Regions from separate parts of the Mus musculus genome. Here region 1 is linked to region 2. Evidence: chromatin loops called from intact Hi-C (ENCODE). Cell type or tissue: left cerebral cortex. All regions are shown on one strand. Each heading gives the region's core, and the rest is flanking DNA. Links, peaks and the distances in the headings are about the cores only.

Region 1 (11,529 bases), core at 2,203-7,202, 150 kb before region 2:
CCATCATACAACTGTTTAAAACTACTCAGAGAATCTAATCTCTTTTCCTACTCCTGGCAGGGCTACAGGAAATCAATGGGAACACAGAATGCTTAGCATAAACCTTGGAACAGAGTAGACTTTAAAACTCAATAGTCTCACTAGCCTGTGCAAGGCAGGCTTTCCATATTTTCTAGTGTCACTACGATTGGTGGTGCACTAGAGGAATCTACACCATTCACTGACTTTACAGATACCAACCAACTACCAAAGGACACACCAGAATCTTCCCACTTTCTCTGGTTTCCTCAGTCTTCACTCTGTCTTTAGTGGTAAAACTCAATATGAACAAAACAAGATTGTCAATCTGAATGTCTGAAACTCAGCAGTTGAGAGGCAGAGACAGGATGATTGTTAGAAATTTTAGGCCACCCTGGTCTATAAACAAGATCCCGGCCAGCCAGAGAGATACATAGCAAGACCCTGTCTCAAAGCAACAATGACAAATTAAAGACAGACTAGTTTTAGTTATATTATTTTATTTTAAATCACACAAGCATGATTTATGAGTTGGAAATATCTCCCAACCCAACAGTCTTTTTAAAGCCATGTGAAAGTGTCACAATACAAAACATCCAAGTCCAAATGCCAGCAAAGACAAAGCAACAAATGCAGATAGAGCACACTGACAACAGATGGCAGCACCTGACCACTGAGCCTCTTTTTCCACTTGCCTGTTCTATTGAGACTTCCACAACTGCAAAATCCCAAATTAGAGTAGGCAAAATGTTCTATTAGGACACCTCATGTGCATTTAAAGTCATCAATGAATACTACGATAATGAGTCCATAGAATGTGGCAGTCCATAAGATGTAGTATAATAATGTGACATGTGACCATGTGACATGAAACTAACCTGAGACATCCAAGGTATGACATGGCATTACTTGAAGTTGTAAAGGCTGTGATAGAAATGAAGTTGGGTTCTTTCATGCTGAAAATTAGGATCATTATCAGCCATAAGAACAATGGTCACTCCTTTCCCCTGGCTGGCAGCGCCGCAGGATGCCTGGAGCTACTGTAAAAGACATTAACCAGCAGGAGTTCGTCAGAGCTCTGGCAGCCTTCCTCAAAAAGTCCGGGAAGCTGAAAGTCCCCGAATGGGTGGAAACAGTCAAGCTGGCCAAACATAAAGAGCTTGCCCCATATGAGAACTGGTTCTACACATGAGCTGCTTCCACAGCACGGCACCTGTACCTCCACGGGGGTGCAGGGGTTGGTTCTATGACCAAGATCTACAGAGGAAGGCAGAGAAATGGTGTCAGGCCCAGCCACTTCAGCAGCGGCTCTAAGAGTGTGGCCCACCGGGACCTCCAAGCCCTGGAGGGGCTGAAAATGGTGGAAAAGGACCAAGATGGGGGCGGAAAGCTAACACCTCAGGGACAGAGAGATCTGGACAGGATCTCAGGACAGGTGGCAACTGCCAACAAGAAGCATTAGATGGATGCTGGGTTAATAAATTGTCTCATTCATTAAAAAAATAAAAGAATGGTCACATAAGCACAAAATATACTTCAGAGTCTCTCACGTAATTAGTAAATTTGGTATTTTAAAAGAAATATAATTTGCACTTGTGTGATTTATCTAAAAGGCGTTACAATGGGAAATGCATTTTTACACGTTGTTTATAGTTTTATATGTATACACCTGAGAAATACTGTCTCAAAAGGCTTTCACAAAAGGTCTGCCAATTTTTCATACTAGCAATATGAAATAGATTCCTTATTCTTCTGTATCCTGTAGCTAATGCCAAAGAGACCTACATTAAAATGTCTGCTGTGTGCCATTACTAAAACATTTAATCTGTCTACAATGTACTTATAAAAGAGTAATTATACTTACTGTAGGATGCTTTGAGAATCAAAGAAATAACTCTATACATAGAGCATTCTTAATTAAAAGGTATCGTTATTGTTCCAAGTATTTCCCCATTCTCACACAGTAAGTTTTATTTATTTATTTCATGTTCCTCAGCAGGCAGGGAGAAGTATCATTAGAGAAAATAGCCTGGAGTTTTCTCAGTGTTCTTGCAAATATTGTATACAAAAATATAACAGACTGGCATGAGGGGTGGTAGGCAAGGAGACTGGAGAGATGGCTTAGTAGATAAGAGTATTTGCTGAAGAGGAATTTAGTTCCTAGAACTCACATAGTGGCTAACAGAATCTGTAATTCCAGTTCCAGAGGGTCTGGTACTCTATTCTGGCCTTTGTGAGAGCCATGCATGCTTATGATACACAGACATACACATACATTTAGGGCAAACACACACACACACACACACATTTAGGCCAAACACCCATCAAGCCTCTTTTTCCACATTCATGTTCTGTTGTGACTTCCAGAATTGCAAAATCCCAAATCAAAGCGGGCAAAATGTTCTATTAGGAAACCTCATAAACATTTAAAGTCACCACTGAATACCAAGAAAATGAGCACACAGGATGTGGCAACTGCTACATAGTCACATCTACTGCTAAGTAGCAGATAGTGGGATGTGTGTGTGTGTGTGTGTGTATAGGTAGGTAGATATAGATAAATTATTTTATTATATATTTATATATAAAATACAACCAACCATTCGAAGAGGATGTTTTATACTATTGTGTACTAAGCCTATGAGACAGTCTCTGACTAAACTCAAGGGAAGAGTTGCATGGTTAGTTTTACTTGTCTAAGTTTGCTGAAGTCATAATAGCTTTTGCTTGATGGTAAGCAGTCATGCATTGGAGTAACCAGAGTGCAAACTAAATCTGTTATTTCTTAATTCTTATTGGTACTGCTTTGATGAGAGGCACACAATGCCATGCAGACTTTGGTTGATGATTTATTAGAAAGGTCCGTCCCAAGAACAACTTCCGAAAGATTATGGACTAATTTTCCACATACTCCCGTAGGCGAGTCAGGAAGCACAATTCCTACCTGCCTACTCTAATTAGTCTGGCTTCTCCTTTCCCTTCCGGACAGTCTACTGTTGGTTTAGACAGGGGTGGAGTTGGAGAAGTGGAAGAGATGAGAGGCAGGACACAAAGAAAGCTCTTGATAAATGCTCTCAAATGCACGCAACACTGGAATTAAAAGTCGTGAGAGCCTCACTGTCTTACTAGTTCGGCTTGGATGAGGTCGTTTCATTAGATTTTATGTCCTCAGTGCCTCAATCGGGATATGTATTCAATGTTTATGAACATATGAAAATAACATGGGAACGAGCACAATACTAGTTTATAAGATGATTACAGCATCCCAAGTGGTTGCTTTAGAAATATACGATCTGTGATGCAGTAAGATGAGTGCTATGTACCAAGTGATAACACTTTCACTTTACCTTAATTGCCAAGTGAAGTAAACTTTGGAAACCTTGTTACCCAAGCAAGGTAACACCACTGAGGTGGGGCAGCTAGTATGTAATAATACATTGGCCTAGAACCCCAGCTTGTCAATCATAGAAGGAGGAACCATTGATTCAACAAAACTTGCTCAGTAGCTTCCATAGGCAGCTTCTGGCTGGAATGCACCGTCAGGTTTAGCAACATTAGCCAGTGTCCCCACCCTCCCGCCCTAAGAGCTGGAAATCGGAAGAGAAAACGTGGCTATTGCGCATGCACACACGGCCCTCCCCGCTCCCACCCGAGCCCCTTGACACCCCAGTAGCAACTTTGCTAGACGTCTGTGGACCGGTTCCAGGCCCACTGTGAAGCCAAACTGGCGGAAGCCGGTCCCCTCTGCGACGTGGAATCTTTCCCTTCCCTTCCTCCGGTCTTCCCCACTTGCAAGGGGCCACCTCAACCCTTTGCTTCTCAGGGTTTTGCCGGTCGTCAAAATGGTCGCAGACAGGCTTGTGGAGGCGAAGGCTTTTCATTGGCTAAGCTCTCGTACGGCCCCGCCCACTTTCTCCCTCTGGGCTGCGCCTGCTCTGGGCTCCGCTACGCACGCGCGGCGGGGGCGGGCCGGCTTGCGGGCGGGGCGGGTCTTCCGTGTCGCTGTCGCTGCTTCAGCCCCGCTTCCTTTGCTGCTCTGGAGCTGCGCTGCCGGCGTTGGCGGCGCGAGGGAAGGGAGGGGACCGGCGGGTGTGTGTCTGTGTGTGTGTGCGTGTGTGTCTGTGTGTGCGCGCGCGCGGGGGGCGCCGCGGTGCTAGCAGTTCCCCTCGCGCGGGGCGGGCGGCCAGAGTGAGCAGCAGTCGGCGAGGCCCTGGACGGCGCCATGTCGGCGGGTGGCCCATGCCCGGCGGGAGCCGGCGGCGGCCCAGGGGGCTCCTCCTGCCCTGTGGGGGTCTCCCCTGGCGGGGTGTCCATGTTCCGATGGCTTGAGGTGCTGGAGAAGGAGTTCGACAAGGCCTTCGTGGATGTGGATCTGCTTTTGGGCGAGATCGATCCGGACCAGGCGGACATCACTTATGAGGGGCGTCAGAAGATGACCAGCCTTAGCTCCTGCTTTGCGCAGCTATGCCACAAAGCCCAGACTGTGTCCCAGATCAACCACAAGCTTGAGGTGAGCCTCGGGGGCTGGCAGCAATAGCATTCAACCCCAGGCTGTCCGAGGTCGTTAGATCCCATTTAAAGCACTAGGAAAATGATCCTTAAAAACCTACCCACTGGACACCTCAGCTTCGAATGCGATGGAGAGTGCGTTTTATACGTGAGTGAAGCAAAGGAGTGCGGAGCGGGTGGGGGAGGAAAAGGATGCAGACTGATGTGTGGGTCTCCAGACGTCCTGTCATCCACCTCCCAGCATCTCATGCGGTGGGGACAGGAGCTAATCACACTACCTGCCTTGTAGGTGTTATTACCAAGATCTTCTGTCGGGGAATACCTCAACTCTCCTCTTCTGCTTTGATAATGACAAGCTAGATGATGTATTTTCAGACAGATGCAGCTCTGATTATTTTCATCCAATAGCCCAGATCAACGTCCGTGTCTGTACACAGAGACATGCATGAACTTAGGGGAATCCGATCAAAGCTCTTGGGGAAATGTAATGGAATATATATGTTCCTATCTACCTTCTCAGTTTACATTCACACTTGGCAGATATTACGGGCAGCTATGTCTTTAGAGCTGTCAATATTCAAATAACTTCTAGTATTGAGTGAGATGGTATGTCTTTGTATTTTACAGTATTTTCCCTAATTTCAGACCTTTGAGACTATGTAAAGACAATCCTTTGCTTAGGTCTCTAATCAGAGCAAGGGGAGTGTGATTGCAAACAGGAATTCCAAACCTCCCATTTTGTGTGGAAAATTCAACTAGGCCAGTATTACAAGATTTAGAAATTATGGTGTACTAACATTATATGGGAAACCTTTTAAAAATAGACAATTTCAGTAGAGAGTAGCTCTTTGATTTTAAAAAGGATTAAAAAAAAAGAGAGATACTTTGTTATGTGTGAAGTTCTTTGTGCCTTAGCTTTCTTAAGAGCTCCTCTTTACTGTTAACTGTAATAATGATAGGGCCTGTTGTGTACAGATTCATGTGTATGCTAGATTGGTTTCCTGTCCTTGCTTAGTGCTCAACAGTCTTTCATATTAGTTAGCCATGAAAAACATTTGCCACTAATATTTGATTAGCATCTTACATATTCAGGATGCTATGGTTTCTTTTTGGAAAGAGTGGGATGAAAGTACTTATGTAAAAGCATTAAGTGTAGATAAGGCTGTCTCTTGATTTTTTTTTTTTTTCTCCAATGAATGGTAATTCCTAAAGCTGAGTTTTCAGGTAGTATTTAGTGGCTTTTAAAATGGTATTTTAGCTTTAAAGATCAAAGATTAAGAGTAGCTTTTGCCAAATAACTTACATACCATCTCCATATTTAACCATATACTGGAGATAAGTGGCTTTTAAAACATAAAACAATTTTAACTTGTTTTTTAAATGACCTAAGGAAGCTAAACAATAGTACTTTCTGATGTTAGCAATAAGGTCTGATTTTGAGAAAAATATTTTTTTCCCTATGACTAGAAGGTATTCAAGTTTTTTAAATTTTTAAATAATTTGAAAGAATATTTCTCTACTAGACTGTGCATGTAATAACTTGCGTGTTTTTTTTTCCAGGAAATTATACTTACATATTCTAAGTCCATGTCCCATCTTAGGAAGTAGCATTACTTCTTAAAGTAAAGAATGCTAGCATATCACAGTGTGTGGTTTTCAGTATAATTGCAACTCTTGATTCAGAGACCTTAGAAATGATGAGGAGGATAATTTGGTTTTTCTGCTTAGTATATTCAACTATACATGATTCACCTGTGACAATTTTTATACATAAGACATCTTACATAGTTTTCGTATTATAACTGTGTACTGCTGTGAAAAGACTTATGGCCAGTCACAACTTTCCAAGTACACCTAGTGTGCCATATTCAGACTCTTGGGATGTTCTGTGAACTGTTGACAATCTACTGAGATCCTCAGTGTTAATCTTATAAGAGATTTTGGTGCTTTCTTACTCAGTCTTAATTTTGTCTCAATAAGTAAACTAGGCCTTCTGACTAGTCTTTAAGGATGCTGAAGTCATAGGTGACGCTGCTTGCTATCCGTGTAATAAACGTATACCAAGTTTAGTTGTTTCAGAGATTAGTACTTATAATAGAATGTTTTTATAGTCTCAAGACATGGATAACTCCAGGGTGGGTAATTTGTATCCGTAATCTCAGTCTTTAGATGGTGGAGACAGGAGGATCAGAAGTTTCAGGCCAGTCTGGGCCACATGAAACCCTGTCTTAAGAAAACAGATATAGATAAATGAATAAAACAAACAATACTTACACAAAAGGAACGTTCATATCCTTCCAAAATGCAACTTTTACTCTGTCCTTCTGTTTTTAGGTAATACTACATCAAATTAATCTAGTGGTTGGGAAAACACTTTTTTTTTTTAGTATAGAGTAGAGTTTATTTAGGACATGGGAAGGGGAGTTGAGAAGGAAGTAGAGATGGGGGAGTGGGGTTGGAGGGGGGAGAATAGACTGGACAGGAACACGTGGGGGGAGGAGAAAGGGGTCAGAGAGGGAAGAGAGAGAGAATAGGAGCTGGAAAACACTGAAAAAAATTATTAGTTCCCTTTTAAATTAAATATAAATGCCATCCATGTAGCAGCTTTTTGCAGTAAGTTATATTTGGCAAGAGATGTATATAAAGGACTACGTTTGAAGAAAAAAAAAATCAGAATATTTTGAGTTGGCACTATTTCAACTTAAATTTCTCAAACTTTTACCTGCCTGAGAGTTCCCGCTATGGTGAGACCGTTGGTTGAGGCCCAGCTAGAGTCACCAATAAAATAAGAGTAACAGTGGCAGTAATAGCCATAGAGGACCAAAGGCCATGAGCCAGTGCGTTAAAATAACTCACCTCTGTTTTGGAATGTATGCTCTGTTTGCTCCTTTTAAGAAATAATAGCAAAACAATACACCTAGACTGCACATGGTGGTCCTTGCCTATAGTCCCAACACTATGGAAGTGGAGGGGGGAAGATCAAAGACACCCTCAGCTATACATTGAATTTGGGACCATCCTGGGCTACATGACACCCTGTTTCCAAAATCAAAAAAATAAACCTTCTATTACATGTCTTTCTTCCACAGTAGCTGAACTTGTTAATGTCTCTTTGAAGTGATTTAGTGTGCAAATCATTACTAGAGAAGTGTTAGGCCTTGGTCAAAAGTTATGTTGACATTAAACTGATGATATACTTGATTTTGTGCCACTTTAAGTTTGTACTGTTGTATTTATTTGTTGGTGGATTGGTGTGTGGGTGTGTGTGCAAAGGAGAAAGTTCAACATCAGGTATCTTCCTCCTGTTTTGAGACAGGATCTCTCAGTGAACTTGGAGCTTGCCAATTTGGATAAACTGTGCTGGCCGGTTAGCCCCTGGCATGTCCTGGGGTGGCAGATGCCTGTCCGGGTCTGGCTTTTTACTTGGTTGCTGGGATCTGAACTTCAGTGCACATACTTGCATAGCAAGCATTTTATCAACTGAACCATCTCCCCAGCTCCATTATTTTTATTTCTGAAACAGGAACTCTTGTCATTGCTGCCTCCATCTCTGCTTCTCCTATCTCCATCTCCCTGAAGGAAGTACTCTCAACCCAAGACTGTAGTGGACTAGTAGAAATTAAGATAAGAGATACAGAAATACTATTTCACATTGTATAAAATCAGTGTACTAGAAAGTGGAAAGTATGATGGTGCTCATGGTGCATCTGAAAATCTGGGGAATTGTTGAATGTACACAAGAAGTGAGATGCCAGATAGATGTGTATTGGCAGGTAGCGAGCCAGACTTGCCTTCTTGCATAGGCTATGCCGTAGACTAGAGCTTTATCATAACAGGAGCAAACATTCTTAAACTAGATGTGTGTCCCAGATAGATTTGATTAGACTCTCCTGGTTATAAAATCCAAGTTTTAATGTAATAGGCTATCCTGGCAGAAAGTTTGAGAAAATAAGAGTGAATGCAAGAAACTCTTCAAGAGTTTCAAAGTATCCATGTGGCATTATGGTAGTATAAACTAAGTGATATATATAAAGTGTTCAGAGCACGAGAACCTTAAAACGTAAAATTCAACAGAGTCCAGAACTGGATTAGAGGGAGGGAGGGATGAAGGAATTTCGGACAACTTTATGATGCATTGTTCTTGTGTCTGGACAGATGGATCTGTGACATTATTAGCAATAGTGATATATAGCTAACCTTATGGATCAGTTACTATGGATTAGACTCTGTCTTAAATTTGTTTTTTACATATTCATCTCATTTTCACAGCAGTTCCTTAAGAAAAGCTTATAATTATTATGGAAAGGATGTAGGCGGCCCACACCAAGCTAAATAAATCATTCTGTACAAACAAATTGATGTTAGGAGGGGGTTGGGGAGACAGTTGAGAAGCATCCGGAAGAGGTGGGTATGGATGCATAGCTTAGAAAGGCAAAAGTAGGCTTCAGGGAAGGAATTACTTACTTTATTGTGTTTTTCAATGAAAAAAACTAAACTTGAACATGTTTATATTTAAGGGAAAAGCTGAATACTGTGGGGTAATATCAAGATGGGTAATATTAAGATGCTGGGTACAGATAAGACACAAAGAGCTGGCACAGTAAGTGGCTTTGCATTATTTATATAGTAAGGAGTGAAAGGTGATGAGAATAGATGGGGTGAGAGGGTTGCCAGGATTTCTTTTCTTTTTCTTTCTTTCTTTTTTTTTTTTTTTTTTGATTTTTCAAAACAGGGTTTCTCTGTGTAGCCCTGGCTGTCCTGGGACTCACTCTGTAGACCAGGCTGGCCTCGAACTCAGAAATCTGCCTGCCTCTGCCTCCCAAGTGCTGGGATTAAAGGTGTGTGCCATCATTACCCGGCTAGGTTACCAGGATTTCTGTGTGATTCTTCTTTCACTTTTCTTCTCTAAATTAGCTCAGGTCAGTTGCTGAAATAAGAGGAAGGACTCGAAGAGAGTGGAAGAGGTTGTTGTAGATATACATTAGGGGAAAGTCCCATTGCCCAGAGATATGAGCTGCCAGGCAGTAAAGGACCTGGTTGGTGTTGCTGATCATAAACATGACAGTCAGTGTGCCTTGTGGTATGCCTTCCCCAACACTATTGTTTAAGTATGTAAACTAGTAATACTTAGTAATGCTAGTAATACTTAGATTTAGCCAGCACCAAAGCAAAGAAATGTGTTAGATGGACAAGGAAGTTGTTGAAATGAACGTAGTAATGATGAAGAAATGGAGGCATTTAAGGTGAAGGAGATGTAGGCAGAGGAGCTGGTCTTAGGTAGACACAGTGGCAGAGAAAGGAAGCTGGGATCACATTTCTGGTAGGGAAGTGTATTTGTTGGTACTGTAGTCACTAAGTGCGCCGCCAGCCCCAATTCATGTTCACCAAAGTGATGCTGAGAACTAGTGTCTTCCAAATTGGGTAAAACTCAGGATCCTTATTTAGGACTGACAAGCTCTGTAGGATCTGACCTCTGAAAGATGTATCTTGCCATTCTTTATTCTTACTCTTTATGATCCAGGTATAGACCTTTCAAAAGCACTGACAATATTCTCAACTTCTTTATTTCAGGACCCTTGGCACTTACATTTTGGGGACACAAGAGAGCCTGACTGACTCTCTCTCTCTCTCTCTCTCTCACTCTCTCTCTCTCTCTCTCTCTCTCTGTGTGTGTGTGTGTTTTAAAACTTGAAACTAAAAGTTGTGAATATTAATATATATTAATTTAGGTGGGGATGGACAGTAAACATTTAAGTTTCAATATGAAGTCTCTGCTGGCCCCTTGGGATTCTCCTGCTTCAGGCCCCCAAGTATTATGATGGCAGGCATGCAACCACATTGTTAATGTTGATACCATTTTAAATTTAAAATAGCTTTTCCAAAATCAAATAAAATGAGTGAGCAGAGCAACATTGTTTTCTTTATTTTTCAAATCTTTTAACATCTAGCTTAATGGAGTAGTAGTTGGATTCTTGCATCTATTTTTGTGTTCAGTTTTATTGTGATAGCATTTTGTTGCTAGGAAGAAAATTTGACCAGGCAGAGAGCTGTAGCTTGAAAGGGAGGAGGTGTATTCTGATAGCCCTGTCGGATAACTGTCTTGTTTCCTCTGGTGGGAACCCAGGAGGCAGAGGCCTGAAGATCTGGTGAGTTCCAGACCTTCATGGTCTACAAAGCAAGTTTGAGGCCAGCCAGGGCTATACAGAGACACTCTGTTGTAAAACAAACAGTTTCTTTAAAGAGGTGATAAGAGATACTTTCTTTGGAGATCAGACAAGATGGGATGTGTTTATAGTATGTGGCTGTAGACATGAGATCGTTTCTTTTTTTTTTTTTTAACAAGTTTTTTTTTAAAGATTTATTTATTATTATATCTAAGTACAATGTAGCTGTCTTCAGATGCACCAGAAGAGGGTATCAGATCTCATTACAGATGGTTGTAAGCCACTGTGTGGTTGCTGGGATTTGAACTCAGGACCTTCGGAAGAGCAGTCAGTGCTCTTCACCACTGAGTCATCTCTCCAGCCCGAGATAGTTTCTTAAAGGCTGGCTGTAATGTAGAATCTAAAGCAGTAGGATGAATTGTTCATACAATGGGTTTGTCTTTAAATTGTTTTGTTTTTAGTACATAAAACAATGGGTTTCCTTATGACATTTTCATACATATTTATCTTTGTACTTTTTTCCTCTGTTGCCTACATCTCTGTACTTATTTCTGCCACCTCTCTACCTTCCTACACCCTCCCCCACTGGTTTGTTAATAAATAATGGTCTGTCTAGCAGGTTGAGTAGCTCTTTATCCAGGGATGATTATGTAATATCATGCATGGATCATTTTTAAAGTGGTTTGCTGATTTTTTTTTTTAGCTCCTCCAGCTTTTGATGCATCTTACAAAATTTTTAAATATTATATTTGTTAGTATTTCCCATGTCATCAAGACAACCCTTAGGTTTGGGGAAGTTATCAGGCTCATGGTAATGAATTTCAAGTTTCCCAGGATT
Region 2 (11,529 bases), core at 2,555-7,554:
AATAATATCATTGACTAGCATCACAAGTAACTTAGGTGGAAACATGGTGTGGTGGCCCGTGCCTGTAATGCTAGCATGTAGTGGCAGTCCGAGGCAAAAAGATCAACCACAAATCTGAGGCCAGCCAGAGCTATAAAGCCAAACCTGGGCCACACAACCAAACCCCTGGGTGGTTCTTTGTTTTGTTTGTTTTATATTTTCTTTAAAAGGTGCAAGTCAATACGATTAGGGAGCTCCAGATGCAAAGCTTCCAGGGATATTGGCAGCCAGGCAGATCCAGGAGACTGTGGACCCAACCAGGAAGCCCCACACTCCAGGAGCAAAGGTCCAAGTCAACGTTGAGCATTGAGAGCAATGATTTCATACCTGACACTGTCCAACTGTGGTGGCTTGAATAAAAATGGCCCCATAGGCTCATAGGGAGGTGTGGTCTTGGAGGAAGAGGTGTATCACTAAGGAGTAGGTTTTGGGGTCTCAGAATCTCAAGTCAGTTCACTCAGCTCCTTCTCCAGCACCATGTTTGCTGGCACACTACCATGTTTCATGTCATAGACAAAACCTCTGAACCAGCCCAAATGAAGTGTTTTCCTTTATAAGAGTTGCTGTGGTCATGGTATCTCTCCACAGCAATAGAAACCCAAACTAAGACACCAACCCCATAACTTAGACCCTGAAGCAAATCCCTAGACCTAAAGTCTGTACATTTACGAACACTTGAAAACCCGTCCTACCATGTACTCCGGAAGACCACAGCTGTGAAAACGCCTTTAAAACTTATAGAAGCCATATGTGATAGTGCAGGCTGCAATCCTAGCACTTGGCAGATGGAGCAGGAGGATTAGGATAGGAGCTGAAAGATCATTCTTGGTTACATAGCAAGTGTGGGAATAGCCTTGTTACATAATGAACCCTAGGCCATTCTGGGCACAGAGTGAGTGAGACCTTGCCTCAAAAACAAAAAACAGGGCAGATAAGATGTAAAGGGGTTTGCTGCCAGAGGGGTTTGTGGACCTGAGTTTGATCCCTAGAGTCCACTTGGTGGAAGGATTCCTGCAAGTTGTCCTCTTATCTCCACACATATGCACACAGTACACAGACAATAAAAAAATGAGAGTTTAAAGAAAATCAGCCTAACAATACTCTTTCGGTAAATATCCCAAACTTAAGTTTTACCTTGGGTGTGTGAATTCCCATACTTGTTTATGTAATCCAGACTAGCCTTAAATTGGAGGCAATCCTCCTGCCTCTGTTTCCAAAGTGCCTCAGCTAGTGGTGAGTGAGTGCTCATTTATTTTAAAGTCCCCAATACATAGGATGTTCCACGCTAAACCTAATGGCAGCACCGTCCATCAGTCAAAGGCAACAAGGTCTAAAATCTGAAGCTGGCTAAGAATCTAAACAACCATCTTCTGAAGTCCTCCCTTAGCCCAGGCTAGCCTTTTCACGTGGTGGACCTGCTGTGAGGCGGACTCACAGACTACAAAGCCAAGCGCCTTTCCACCACTACAATACCATCTTCAGAGGCTGAGGAAAGAGCATCAGGCATCCAGGCTAAACAGAGAGTTTGAAGCAGGAAGTCTGCAAAAGATCCTGTCTCAAACAAATAAACAAAAAGCAAGGAAGGAATATAGAAAGGAAAAAAAAATAATAATGAGCTGTGGCAGTTAAGAGACGCTATAGCTCCTGCAGAGGACCGGAGTTCAGTTCTGAGCATCCAAAGCAGGTGGTCACAACTGATTCTAGTCACAGGGGGCTTCTGGGCACTCACATGCCCATACCCACATTCCAAAACATAATCTAAAACAAAGTAAAAAAAAAAAAAAAAACCTTTAAGAATAGGCAGAAGCCAGAAACAAAACAACCAACTGAGCTGGATACAGTGGCACTCCCAGCACTTGGGAAGCATGAAGAGGTTTGCTATGAATTCAAGAGTGGTGTCTCAAACCGCAAATATTAATAATAACAAGAAATTCAATAAAAATATGTAAAATGGGGTTGCAAGGATGTCTCAGAGGTTAAAAGCACATACTGTTCTTTCAGGCTCACTTCTGCCTGTAGCTGCAGGTCCAAGAGACTAGTTGCTTATGGTCTCGGTGGGTATCTGCACTCAACGTGTACATCTCAACCCACACACAAATACACATCACTAAAACTAAATTTTCTTTAAAACCCACACCAAATAAATGTAGAATGTTACAGTTTCAAATATCGACTTGAGAAAGTGTCTTCAGTTATTAAGACATCCAATGACTGGAATATAGTTTGGTTGTTGAAAGGCTTGCCTTGCACAAGTTCCCGAGCGCCGCCAAAACTCAAACAAAACAGCATGTTTATAAAGCATTCATAAAACCTTACACAGTGCAATTCTAACACACGTTAGACTGTGTTACCGTAACTCTAAACAAAATAACTTCACTTTTTTTTAATGCTATCAACTTGCTGAATGTTTGGGTGAACGAATACATTGTTCAATGAAAAAAAAAAAATCCAGCGATGAGTTTAGCTTCGATTTCTGTTCCCCCAGAAAGCATAGCGGGGGCGGGGGCGGTATTCAAGTATTCTGCATAAACTCACTGCCATTAATTAACCCCAGTTACAGAGGAGCAAAGGCAGGAGGAGAGGAACAAAACCCGAAAAGGGTGGGGGGTGGGGGGGAGAACCCACAGAAAGGTGGCTCGTCCTATCCAAGGAGAACTAATTAAAGCAGATTAATGGAGTAGGGCCATGTAGGGCTGGGAAACCAGTTTCCTGCCTTAATCTGGTGGTCTGAGAGAAAATTCGGTGGCGCTGGAAGCCAAAGATCAGCTACCGAGGAAAAGCAGCCTGGGCCGCAGTCGACTCGCTCAAATACCCTTGAGGGACCAGAGTCGCAAGGTTCCAACTCCGATCACCACCGGACACGCGTGAGGCAACGGGGGCCCTGTTTGCAGTCGGCTCCGGGGCAGCCTCGCAGAAGAACCCCCTCTTGCAGGCAGAGACTAGGAGCTGGCGGGGCAACGCCGGGCGAGCACCCGGGGCCAGGCCACTCGCACCCGCCGGGAAGGGTCGGGAAATCTGGGAACTAAGTGGCCGGCCGGGCGGGGACACCGCGAAGGCAGCCGGGGAACAGGCGCCAAGCTGCCGGGCTCGTTTATGGGGGGGAAGGAAAGAGTATCGGGGCGCGATCCGAAATGCACCCTCTGACTTCAATCCATCCCCCGCCTGGCGGAGACCGCCCGCCTCTCGCCAGGCTCCCCCGAGGCCCACAACACAGCCCTCCCGGAGCCCCGAGTCCCCCACTCACCCAGCTCCTCCGCCTGCAACCGGAGCGGAGCACACACGGCGAACAGCAGCGCCAGGACACTCGGCCCACCAGCCCCGGTCCCCATGGTCCCGCCGGACTCCAGACCCGCAGGATCGGCCTCCCGGCCCGGCTCTACACTGCCGCTGCCCGCCTAGGGCAGCCTCCTTCGCGGCCCGGCCCGGCGCGGCGCGGGCACACGGCACAGATCCCTCTGGGCGGCCCGCGCCCGCGAGAGGGCGTGTCCTCCCCGCCCTGCCCCGCCCCGCCCCGCCCCCTCCCCGGGGTGATCAGCCGCACCACCGGTCTCCCAAGGGGGGCGCCCAGTTTCCCCCTCACCCCACCCCGCCCCCGCGCCACCTGCCCGGATTCACTAGAAAATGAAAATCAAAAATTCACCTGGCACGCAGGCTCGCCAGAGCCCGGGGGTTCACCGAGACTCCGCCCCTCTGGCAGTTTGTCAGCTCTACCCTAGAGCTGGTCTGCCAAGGCTATGCAAGGCATCTGAAATCTGATGGGATGATGGCAGTTCAAGTCCATTCATTCATTCATTCATTCATTCTCTCTCTCTCTCCATCTCTCTCTCTCTCTCTCTTCATTCATTCCGTTGTTTAACTCAACTTTCTACGCGGCTGGGTGCTTAAATTCACTCGGCATTTGCAGAGCTTAGAAATAATCGCTCACTACAAACTGCAGTCTGTAACATGGACAGTATATTTGGAGCACATTTGGAGAGATCTAATTGGATGGTGAAAAGGCAGCTGGGAGCAAAGCGAGAGTAAAAGACAGAGAGCTGAGTTCGTGCCCAGGTTGTTCAGAGGATTAAAGGGCGGGAAGGGGCCAGTTGGAGCTGAAGCTCAGTAGACAGGTGGGTGCCTGGCCAGATGTGGGAAAAGACGTGCAGAGTAGGACCAGTAAGAGATATGTAAACTGCAGAGTCCCCAGAGCAGTCTGGAAAACTTCAGACTGAGCAATGTTTGAGGCGCTCTCTGAGGTGGTGGGAAAGTCTTGAGATTAGGTTCGATGGACCGCGGAGGAGTTTAGAGCCCATTACTGGGTCGTTCAATTGGAGTCCTGGTCGTCAAATTGAACAGAGAAACGGTTAATACTCGTTTTAAGGACTGTCACCTTTAGGTCCCCCCCGTGACTTTCCTCTGCGTGGCCACAACCTTAGCTCTAACTCACACACCACCTCGTGGCCTCTGGGAATTATTACATCTAGAGTGCGTCGGGGTGGGGTGGTCTCGGCAGCTGAGGAAGATCAGACCCTCCAAGGCCAAGTGACCTTTGGAATTTTCTCCAACTCCAAGCCTAAGCTGACAGGTAGGATAACTTTTTGCCTTAAAAATGTTTTGTTGTTTTGAGATTGAGGTTTATCGTCTGTGTTCTGAGGGCTTCTCTTGTCTTCCTGGCTGGTATTGAGTAGTTTGCTAAGTAGCCGGAGGCTGACCTTGGAACTCCTGAACCTTCTTCCCCCACCTCTGAGATAGGGGAATACAGGCAGGCCTTCATATCCTGCCTGGTTTACACTTTAACTTTTGAGATTCCAAGTGTGATTTGGCAGTGGACTTTGCACCTTCCTTTATGGCAACCTCAGAGGAAAGACTTACAGCTTTCCAACTGAGCCTTTCTTAGATCTGAGTGTAGAGCCAGTCTCTGACTGGGACACATTCGCTTGCCTTCATGTTAACTCTTCCCCAGTTGTCATAGAGAGGAAATAAATATGTATATGTCCTGGCTGGTTTTGTGTCAACTTGACACAGCTGGAGTTATCACAGAGAAAGGAGCTTCAGTTGAGGAAATGCCTCCATGAGATCCAACTGGAAGGCATCTTCTCAATTAGTGATCAAGGGGGAAAGGCCCCTTGTGGGTGGGACCATCTCTGGGCTGGTAGTCTTGGCTTCCATAAGAAAGCAGGCTGAGCAAGCCAGGAGAAACAAGCAAGCCAGCAAAGAACATCCCTCCATGGCCTCTGCATCAGCTCCTGCTTCCTGACCTGCTTGAGTTCCAGTCCTGACTTCTTTCAGTGATGAACAGCAGTATGGAAGTGTAAGCCGAATAAACCCTTTCCTCCCCCAACTTGCTTCTTGGTCATGATGTTTGTGCAGGAATAGAAACCCTGACTAAGACAGTATATAAAGATCGGGAGTGTAAAGGATGTACTTAAACAGTAGGCTTATCTTCAAATCAAAAGTAAATATACTTTTATGAAAATACTGAGTATCTTCATACACACCGTAAAAATTTACCTCAATAAGGAAACATTTGCTAGCTTCACCTTCTTTTCTTTCAAAAAATATTTTTTTTATTTTTTATTTTTTTATTTGGGACAGAACCTAACTATGCAGCTCTGGCTGCCCTGGAACTTACAGATATCCACCTGCCTCTGTTTTCCAGGTGCTAAGATTAATTTGGCTACCAAAACCGACGGTTTTTTTTTTTTCTTTTTTGTTCATTTTTTATCTTTTTAAATATTTTTACTAGGTATTTTCCTCATTTACATTTCCAATGCTATCCCAATATCCCAAAAGTCCCCCATACCCTCCCCCTCACTCCCCTACCCACCTACTCCCACTTTTTGGCCCTGGCGTTCCCCTGTACTAGGGCATATAAAGTTTGCATGACCAATGGGCCTCTCTTTCCAGTGATGGCCGACTAGGCTATCTTTTGATACATATGCAGCTAGAGACAAGAGCTCCGGGGTACTGGTTAGTTCATATTGTTGTTCCACCTATAGGGTTGCAGTTCCCTTTAGCTCCTTGGGTATTCTCTAGCTCCTCCATTGGGGGCCCTGTGATCCATAGCTGACTGTGAGCATCCACTCCTGTGTTTGCTAGGCCCCGGCATAGTCTCACAAGAGACAGCCATATCTGGGTCCTTTCAGCAAAATCTTGCTAGTGTATGCAATGGTGTCAATGTTGGAGGCTGATTATGGGATGGATTCCTGGATATGGCAGTCTCTAGATGGTCCATCCTTTTGTCTCAGCTCCAAACTTTGTCTCTGTAACTCCTTCGATGGGTGATTGTTTCAAATTCTAAGAAGGGGCAAAGTGTCCACACTTTGGTCTTCCTTCTTGAGTTTCATGTATTTCAAAAATTGTATCTTATATCTTGGATATTCTAAGTTTCTGGGCTAATATCCACTTATCAGTGAGAACATATCATTTGAGTTCTTTTGTGATTAGGTTACCTCACTCAGGATGATGCCCTCCAGGTCCAACCATTTGCCTAGGAATTTCATAAATTCATTCTTTTTAATAGCTGAGTAGTACTCCATTGTGTAAATGTACCACATTTTCTGTATCCATTCCTCTGTTGAGGGGCATCTGGGTTCTTTCCAGCTTCTGGCTATTATAAATAAGGCTGCTATGAACATAGTGGATCATGTGTCTTTCTTACCGGTTGGAACATTTTCTGGATATATGCCCAGGAGAGGTATTGCAGGATCCTCTGGTAGTACTATGTCCAATTTTCTAAGGAACCACCAGACTGATTTCCAGAGTGATTGTTACAAGCTTGCAATCCCACCAACAATGGAGGAGTCCAAAACAGACTTTTAATTAAAATTTTTAAATCACATTTTTATCTGTTGTGTGTGTCTGTGTGGGTCCACACACGTGGAAGAGAGTGGAAGAGAGGGATGTTTGTAAGAGTTCCTTCTGTCTTTCCACTTTGCAGGACCCTAGGCTTGAACTCGGGTTAGTCTTGCTTGACAGCTGAGCCGTCCCTCTGTCCAATGTCCTTCTCTTAAGTTCATTTCTAAGAAAGTGAATTTGGACAACTCCTGGCTGCCTCTAGCAAGTTTAGCTCTGAGAGCCATGAACGACGACAAGCAAAGATGACCAGGAGCATTGTTGACCACTGAGGAATCCATTGAGTCATGGGAGCCCTGGTGACCTCTTTCATCTCAGTCGATACTTTGATAGGAATAGTTTTATCTTTCTATATTGAAATCCTCAGCCAGATACAGGAAAAGATTGAGAATCTGGAGGCGGGGAGGACCCACGGTCTTCCATTATACCATCCTTTTCTCAAACATGAAGAAAGATTTCTCTACAAAAAACCCCCACAAAGGTCAGTAGGTAAAGATGCGGCAGGACCAAAGTTGAACTACTGGAACCCACATAATGGAAGGAGAGCCAACTCCCACAAGCTAAGAGAAAAAACAGTAGCCATAAGTAGGATACAGGCTTGGGACTCCAACATTCTAGGAGATGAGGTAGGACTTCACTGACAGCCTGGGCTATAGAGTGATGATATGCCTCTGAGAAAAAGCAGGCAAAGCTAGGCGAGGTGACACATGTTTGCAGTCCCAGCAATTAAGATGCACAAAGGCAAACTCATGCCAGAAAATGAAAATAAATCCTTCTGAATGCATTTTTATTTTTAACGGAACCTCACAAGGCAATGCATAGCTGAAAACAAAAACAAATAAACAAATAAACCTCTTTCATACAATAGAAATAACTTTGAGTATTAAGTGCATAATCTGATCTCAACATTGACCATGCCAGGACAGGGAGGAATGACCCAGACTTAGCTCAGCAGGATGGGCTACCAAATGTAAATGTATAAAAACTATTATATTTTCCTATATAATGACACAAAGAAGCATTGCTAAACTAATATATCAAGCCACAAATTCTTACATCAAGCGAATGTGCCTGTTTTAATCTTAAGATTTCACCTAGTGGGCTGGAGAGGTGGCTCAGTGGTTAAGAGGACTGACTGTTCTTCTGAAGGCCCTGAGTTCAAATCCCAGCAACCACATGGTGGTTCACAACCATCCATAATGAGATCTGTCATCCTCTGCTGGAGCGTCTGAAGACAGCTATAGTGTACTTACATATAATAAAATAAATAAATCTTAAATTTCTATTCATCTTAAAAAAAGATTTCATCTCGCTTTTTTTAAAGATTTATTTTATTTATATGAAAACACTGTAGCTGTCTTCAGACACCAGAAGAGAGCATCAGATCCCATTACAGATGTTTGTGAGCTGCCATGTGGTTGCTGGGAATTGAACTCAGGACCTTTGGAAGCACAGCCAGTGCTCTTAACCGCTGAGCCATCTCTCTAGCCCTCCCCTAGATTAAAAAAAAAGATTTTGGATTATTTATTTTTATTTTCTGTGTATGAGCCTTTTGTGTTCATGTATACATGTATGTACAGTGTGTGCAAGCCTGATGCCTAAGGATGGCCATAAGAGTGGTCAGATCCTCTGGAACTGGAGTTCCAATAGCTGTGAGTTGCCATGTGGTTGCTGGGATTTGAACTCAGGGCCTTCAGAAGAACAGTCAGTGCTCTTAACCGCTGAGCTCATGTGCTCATGTGCTCTGAATTGGGGTCTTCTGTAAGAGCAGCATGTGCTCTTAACCATCACCCCTTCTCTCCAGACTTTTGACTTTTTGCTGTTGTTCTCCTAGACAGAGTTTCTCTCTGTAGCCCTGGCTGTCCTGGGACTTACTCTGTTGATCAGGCTGATCTCAAATTCAGAGATCTACCTGCCGGTCTCTGCCTCCCAAGTGCTGGAATTAAAAGATGCACCACCATATCTGGTTTCATTTTGACTTTGTTTTTTAAATCTAAGGTATTATAACCCAACTAAGTTTCTCTAAGGGAAACACTATTCACCTGGATGAGTCCCACAGTAAGGTAGAAAGCAGTCATAGGGAGGGGTCTCTCATCAATGATTGACATACCAATCCCTCTAGTTACCATCCACTGTTCATTTTGCATATCTTATCGCAATGTATGCTTGTTTTCATTAGCCCTTATATTACAACAAATAGTGGCAGATAAAATCCTACCTTGTTTGTGTATATAGTATATATGCCTTAGCTTGCTTTAATAAGAGAAATTAAATAGAAATGTAAACCTAATATGTTTCTAAAGTAAGTAGAAAACTTCAAAATGGATTTTGGTTCAGTCTGACGACCTAGTAAATTTTATCCTTAAACTAGAGTGACCCTGAGATATAAAATGGAAATGACCATGAAGATGAGATCCGAGATATAAAATGTAAACTGTACAGGCATCTGTCTCCTGCTACCAAGCATGGACAGAAATAAGGTCTTTTTTGTTGTTGTTGTTGTTGTTTTTGTTTTCTGTTTTTTTGAGACAGGGTTTCTTTGTATAGCCCTGGCTGTCCTGGAACTCACTTTGTAGACCAGGCTGGCCTTGAACTCAGAAATCTGCCTGCCTCTGCCTCTGGCTGTGCTGGGATTAAAGGCATGTGCCGCCACGTCCGGCTCAGAAATAAGGTCTTCCTGTTGTGATTTTGAGATAGGATCCTCTCTAGTTTGTGCTTGACTTACATGTTAGCTTGCTATACATCCAAGGACAGCCTTGAATTCTTGATCCTCTTGAGTGCTAAACCTATAGGCATGCATTACCTCACCCAGCTTCCCTGTTGCTTAAAAAACAGAACAACTTGTTGCTGATAGTTATTGGGAAGCCATGGTGTCTATGTCTGGAAAGAATTCTCGAATACTATAGCTTGTGGTGAGAAAATACTGGCCTCAAATGTCCTTTCTCAGCCTAGACACTAGATTTTTAGTTCTGCAGCTGTTCTCTCTACTATGCATCATATACATATATGTTTAGCACTCAGGAGGGTCAAGAGCTCAAAACCATCCTTGGATATATGGCAAGCTAACATGTATGGCCACACACACACACACACACACACACACACACACACATTGCCTCTTACTTTCACAGGATAAACAATCCACATTGTGCACTGTAGGGTCCAGACCCATGTTATAAGGCTTCAAGCAACTGTTCTGCTTACCCAGTAAGTCATCTCGGTGACCCTAAAGATCTATATTTTTATGTTTGGGGAGGGGGTGGTGCTTACCTACAATTTTAGCACTTAACTGGTAGAGGTTGGGAGATCAGTATGTAAGGTCATGACTATTCCAAGGTCTGGTTGAGGAGAAGGTTTCTATTGTAGGTATGAGGGAGAGTACAGCCAGAGGTATCTGGAGGACTTTAGAGTAGGGGGAGGAATTAGTAGATTAAACATAGCCAGCAGACTGAACCTGGCCATTGGGGTGAGAGGAGGAGCAAGAGAGGAAGAAGAAAGGAACAAGGGAAATTGAAAAAGAGGACGGAGAGAGGGCTGTCTTAGTTACGGTTTCTATTGCTATGAAAAGACACCCCTCTAGAATGTACCAGAGACCTGGGAGGTGAGAGATGAAATGCTCTAGAGTGGGGAGGTGTAACTTGTGGAGTCCACATCCAGTAGAAAGACAGGGCATCAAGTGGAGGGATGGGGTTGCCATCCCACAGTCAAAAACACTGACTCAGAATAGTTCCTGTCTGAAAGAACTGCAGGAGGAGGGCTATCCTGTAGGAAGACCAGCAGTCTCAACTAACCTGGACCCCTGAGATCTCTCAGACACCGAGCCACCAACCAGGCAGTATACACCAGATGATATGAGGCCCCCAACACATATACAGCAGAGGACTGCCTGGTCTGACCTCAATCAGAGAAGATGCACCTAACCCTCGAGAGACTTGGTGCCCCAGGGAATGGGGAGGTCTGGTGGGGTAGAGGTGGAGACATAGTCTTGGAGACCAGGGATGGGGGGAGGTATGGAATAAGAAACTGTCAGAGAGTAGACAGGGAGGGGAATAAACACTGGATTGTTAAAAAAAAGATTAAAGAATTAAAAAAAATAAAAAAAATTAAAAGCAAAGCACATACACATATACACACACACAAATGCATGGTATGTAAACATTCAAATAAACACATTGACCACATTGCTACTGTTGCCTACAGGGAAAAGAGAGAGCAGAAAGGCTATGGAGAATGCACAAATAATTAAGGAGTGGCCTTATGTGCATACTGATCGTCTGCCTTTCCATGAGGTGGTTACTCAGCCTTGGTACTGAAGGTAATTAAAGGGGGAAGAGAAGAAGCCAAATGGAACCTGGGTGATTAGAAACCGAAAGCTGGGCAGTCCCTGTAAAGAATGGCTGAGAAGCAAGACCAGCGAGAGGCACTTGACACATGTGCAGTGAAAGATCCTGACAGAATGTAAAAGGTCACAGAAGCCCTGAAATTGGCAAAATAGATTTCATTGCTAGCAGAACTAGCTTCACTGATTTAGAAAAATAGAGGTGCACAATGCTCTGGTCACTCCTAGAACTCGTGTGTCTGCCAATGTTTTGACCATTCCTTGACCCATGTGTGTGCCCACTGATGAAGCCCATTGCCAGGTGTTTGTGATATTGG

The links. A loop is a pair of places that touch in the nucleus more often than their neighbours do. Peaks named below come from ENCODE experiments on the same cell type or tissue, not always from the same donor. Only the 100,000 strongest peaks of a DNase experiment are listed, where the experiment ranks them.
Region 1: it touches region 2 in a loop (7-fold over the local background); 26 of 42 quality-filtered maps call a loop at or near these places.

The regions. Positions count from the first base shown.
Region 1 is chr10:52,374,610-52,386,138 of GRCm38, reverse strand. It overlaps Gopc (golgi associated PDZ and coiled-coil motif containing), which reads left to right and starts at 4,015. Exons shown (of 9, transcript NM_001199272.1): 1 at 4,015-4,528. The coding sequence starts at 4,241. It also overlaps the pseudogene Rps19-ps10. In left cerebral cortex, for the core only: no CTCF peak of the experiment used is centred there; DNase peaks (open chromatin) are centred at 3,041, 3,967, 4,442 and 4,675; H3K4me3 peaks cover 3,511 bases; H3K27ac peaks cover 2,116 bases.
Region 2 is chr10:52,225,590-52,237,118 of GRCm38, reverse strand. Dcbld1 (discoidin, CUB and LCCL domain containing 1) reads right to left here and starts at 3,500. Exons shown (of 11, transcript NM_025705.4): 1 at 3,284-3,500. The coding sequence starts at 3,368. In left cerebral cortex, for the core only: CTCF peaks have their summits at 3,442 and 4,470; DNase peaks (open chromatin) are centred at 3,347, 3,704, 4,031, 4,435 and 1 more place; H3K4me3 peaks cover 1,820 bases; H3K27ac peaks cover 469 bases.